2 separate regions of the Homo sapiens genome follow, and region 2 is linked to region 1. A link is a loop called in an ENCODE intact Hi-C map of the cell type or tissue named here. Cell type or tissue: transverse colon. All regions are shown on one strand.

Evidence for each region. Peaks named below come from ENCODE experiments on the same cell type or tissue, not always from the same donor. Only the 100,000 strongest peaks of a DNase experiment are listed, where the experiment ranks them.
Region 2: it touches region 1 in a loop (18-fold over the local background); 1 of 110 quality-filtered maps calls a loop at or near these places.

What each region holds. Positions count from the first base shown.
Region 1 is chr6:93,699,975-93,702,474 of GRCh38, forward strand. No RefSeq gene overlaps it. Among named protein-coding and RNA genes, the nearest start is that of TSG1, 5.8 kb to the right of the region's middle. In transverse colon, no CTCF peak of the experiment used is centred here; no DNase peak of the experiment used is centred here.
Region 2 is chr6:93,777,940-93,780,439 of GRCh38, forward strand. No RefSeq gene overlaps it. Among named protein-coding and RNA genes, the nearest start is that of TSG1, 72 kb to the left of the region's middle. In transverse colon, no CTCF peak of the experiment used is centred here; no DNase peak of the experiment used is centred here; H3K4me3 peaks cover 756 bases; H3K27ac peaks cover 1,105 bases.

The DNA.
Region 1 (2,500 bases):
CCAGAGATTGATGTAGTCCAATTTATGTTAAATTTTGTTTCTCTCTTGTTGCCATGTGGAGAATGAAATGTAGGAGGGATGGGTAAGAAGGGAGATCAGAACTAGGACATTGCCATGTCCAAATAGAGAGCATCAGTAGTAATATGGTATATGATTGTGGCTCAAATAGGGTTGGTTTTAGTGCAAATGAAGATAGTGAAATATGAGAGGTTAAAAAGTCAGAACACAGAGATCAGTCGTGAGGGGAAGACGGGTAAACTGAAATGAGTATGAGTTATGTGGCAAGGAAAAATTGCTAAGGACAGCATTTAAGTTCCTAGATTGTGCAACTGGGTGTGCAGTGGTACCATTTATTGACATTTTTAAAAAATCTGAAAAAGGACAAAGCTTAAGGAAAGTAAACTATAAGTTTGGTTTTTAAATTGCATTTGAATTGGTTTTTGCATTGTTTGATTGAATCTATAAAGTGCAGTGGACCCGCCGTTGAGACATTTAAGTGAAGATATTGACTAAGCTGTTGCATACATTGATGTAGATCTCTAAAATGAGTTCTGGAATACTGACTAACATGGATGAACCTCCTATAAAAAATAAAGTAAAAATTAACTTGGTGCTATGTGGAATCCTATTATATCCAGGAAATTCATCCTAGAAAAGTTAAAAAGAAATGCTTGTTAATACTTATCACTTGGTTTAAAACTCATTGTAGAAAGGACAGGAAAATATGAATATGTTGGGGAAAATTAACAAAAAAGAAGCCTCTTTATATAAAAGTGAAAAACATTTTAGAGCCAATGCCATGCACACGGAAGTATAGTACACTCAAAGAAATGTTTTTTCCTTATTTTTTTTGAGTTGCGTAGGCTTGAGTATATACTGATATAACATGCCTCATTTGGATATGTATTTTTATCACACCTATAAATATTAACTATATATAGTGCATATGCAGATGAAATGCTAATAAATTTATAAAAGTATAACATGCTACTAAAGATAACCATTTTGCAAACACCGCATAGTCCCAAATTATTCTCTGAAGATTTCCCATTTTTTAAAAAAAAGTAGAAACAGAACCAATAAGACACTAGTGAATATTTTAGTAACACAGAATGCCCAGTGAAACAGAATTTGTATTTTAAAGATTTGTACTTGGGCTTTTATAGTGTTTTCAGAATTAATGTCCCAAACTAATAAACTCAGATAGCTACAGATAACCCCAAACTAACCACCTGCCTCCACTTATCCATTTTCTTTTTTTCTTATAATACAAACATAATAAGGTGTCAGATAAAATTTGCAAGTTAATGCGAGTAGATGACATATGATCTGTTAAGCTTGGAAAAAAGGAGAAAAATAAAACTGTTAAAGAACTAAGGCCTCATTTGAAGAAGGCAAAAAAGGAGAAAGACCACTGATAAAAGCAAAGTAAGGCACCTGGAGGATATGTTTGATAAAAAGTAAAATAAAGTGGAAGTGAATAAGAGTTCAAAAGATTGTCACGGATATCATAACTAGGAAAGGAGGAAAAAGGAGAGCCACAATAATAGTAAGTACCCCTCCCTGCAGTAAAAGAAACACCATGTCTTTGGAAAAGCTCAACTAGAGATATAGTCTGGTGAACTTACTGGACTATAAAAATAAAGTTCTTCAGACATTCAAGCAAAAAGATCAGTTCCCTTACTCTATTAGTCAGCAAATATTTATTGACTGCTTACTCTGTTTTAGGCATTTTGCCAGTTGTGGAAAGAATGGTGAACAGGACGGATAACAGACCATGTTCTCATGGCGCTTATGCAGGAAAAAAAATATCAGATTGGCTCCCAAGCCTCTTATTAGTCATTATTAATGCCTGGAACCTGTGGATCAATGCCTGAAATGACTTTGGGAAAGAAAATGAAGAAAATGTGCCTGAAGAGGTCTATACCCAGCCAAACTGCCCTTCTATATATGGAAAACAAATAATTTTGAACATGCAAGTATTGTTTCTACTAACAATACTGTTAGTAGACAATATTGTTTCTACTAACAATACTGTTAGTAGACAATATTGTTTCTACTAACAATACTGTTAGTAGACAATATTGTTTCTACTAACAATACTGTTAGTAGACAATATTGTTTCTACTAACCATTGTTGAAGAAACCATTAGTGGATGTAGCCCATCCAAATAAGAAACGAATAGAGAAACTAAGGCAAAGGGGCTGGCAGGTTAGCATAGAAACCAATTACAAATGACTGGGAATAAAACAAATATGGTGATTATTTTAGAAAAGAGAACATAGAATATTTAAATGCTCAATGAGGAAATAATACAGCTGTTCAAATCTAGTAAAATATACTGTAAAACTAAATAAAATTGATTTTAAAAATGTAATTTACTATGTTAGAGCTCAGAGTGGTTACAAAATTTTACTGACCATTGGTAATAAAATGAATTCATGAAATTGTAAAGCACTACCTTCTAAAATAGCACTAGGCCCAATTGAGTCTGTGGAT
Region 2 (2,500 bases), 78 kb after region 1:
TTCTTCTTTGGCTATTCTCCAATTAGAATAATATGAGACTTTGTGGGCACATTACCTAGAATGAAATATGAAGTTTCACCCTGAGCATACACACGTGGCACACCTTAACTGTTCACATGAAATGTTTGTCTCCTCTTCAATCTACTACTTTCCAAGGGCTACCATGTGGGGCTAGGGAGAAAGCATACTCTATAGCACAAAGTGAAGATACAAATATCGATCTGCCTTACCTTCCTCTGCTTCTCGTGGTATGTGTACAATTTTATGCCACCACTGTAAATCTTCTGATACTCCTCACTATGTTTGGTCATTCGAATATTTTTTTGGAGATGGAATTTCGCCCTATTGCCCGTGCTGGAGTGCAGTGGTACGATCTCGGCTCACCACAACCTCCGCCTCCCGAGTTCCAGCAATTCTACCTCAGCCTCCCAAGTAGCTGGGATTACAGGCATGTGCCACCAAGCCTGGCCAAGTTTTTGTATTTTTAGTAGAGACGGGGTTTCTCCATGTTGATCAGGCTGGTCTCTAACTCCCGACCTCAGGTGATCCACCTGCCTCGGACTCCAAGAGTGTTGGGATTACAGGTGTGAGCCACCTCGCCCAGCGGTCATTAGCAGTTTAAAGAAACTAACATTTACTTGTTGAGTTTCTAGCATGGACTCTTTTTCCCTTTTTCTCTTGACCACTCTCTGGCTCCCAGAAGAAGAAAAATATACATATGCAAGTATATATGTATGAAATTATATATATATATATATAAAATGTGAAAATATATAGTCATATTCATGGAAGAGAAACATACACTTACACATTTAGAATTCCCTTAGAGGAAGAGCACAATTTAATAGAATGCAGTGTTTTATTTTTAGTTTTGAGAAAGTATTCATTAAGGGTAAAACAGGAAAGACGATCAAAGCACATGAAAGAGAAACTGTATTCTTTGTACTTTCCTTGTTGTCTTGACTGAAATTTAGTCCTCTTCACCTCTTGCCCTACTGGATTCGCTAACCTCCAATTTTCTTCTCCCTATTGTGCTAAACTCAAAAATGTGCCTAGAAACCAAAGAATAAGGTTGCTTGTGACTTGTGTATGTTTGGAATAGGGAATTACCATATTTAAGTTTCTCAGAGATTTTAGAATTATCTCCCCCACCCCAAAGACAGGGAATTTTTTTTTCTTGTTTCTCCCCCTACCCACTCCACCCTTCGCTGTCAATTTAGAAGCTGCCTGAAACAGGCACTGTAAAAACACTGGGTGGCAGTCCCTCTCTCTTCCAGCCACCGATACCAGAATGGACTGTTATCAGGAGCACTCCAGCTATGAAGCACACATTCTTTCCCTGCATTTGCTGGCTGCGCTGAAACTGTAAATTCCACAGGAGATCAGGCAGTTCAGTGGAGACAGGGCAGTGCAGAACAGCAGAAATAACAAGTTTTCCTAAAAGCACGTGTCACCAAACAAAACCATGAGATTTCGTAGGTCAGCTAAAGCACGAAAACTGGAAGTGAAAAATGCCCTGTTCAGTGATCCAGTCAATGGGATTAAATCATAAAACTCCCAACAGTTGTTTTCAGCAGTCTCACCCGTGATTTTATGAGTACAAAGGCCTATGTCGGGATCCCATATTTTTTCCCTTCTTCCACGTCTAGTTCTGCGCACTGTTATCATTTACGTAAGTTTCCTGTAATCAAAGCATCTGTAAGCTTTAGCATGTAGAGTGTCTTGCCATATTCTGTTTCTTTTCTTTTTCTCTCCAAGCATCCCAGCCCTCCCGGCATCCCCCCATTCAAGGCATGAGTCTGTGTTATGGAGCTCCAAAATACACACAGTACAGCTTGCCCACTGAGAATCAGCAGTGTCCCAGAACATGGCTCATGAGTCAGCTCCTTTCAAAACTCCTGAGCACTGCTGGATAGAAAATAAAGATTTTTTTATTCAATTAATTTTAATGATTAAAAATATGACAATGCAGACATTTAGAAAGTATTTAAACGGGCAGTTTGTGGCATTATAAATATTGTAAGCAAAACAAACAAACAAACAAACAGACAAACCCAACAATTCCCATATGGTACCTTTGATAGAAGATATTTAATTAAAATAGCTAAGGCCGTTTACAGATCCTGAGTTTTCATAACAAAGAAGAGGGAGTTTGAGCTGAGGGTCATAAATGATTGTATCTAAATGATAGTTATCTATATCTATGTTTTGTTTATTTTTAACCGTTGATGCTATGACACCAATAGTCTAAGACTACAAATAAATACATAAATAAATAAATTCAAAAAGCAAAGGCCAGTTTTCTTAGCCAAGGGAATTCACCACAGACAGATTCATGTTTCTTAAAATTATTTTTTCTTTATAATCAGTAGCCCATAAAAATTAACAGAAACAAGATTTCCTCAGTGTTGTTACTGCAAAATTAAATAAAACAACTAAATTAATGATTTAAGATCTAGGCTCCAAAATAATGGATAACAATCAGAAAGAACCTACGAGA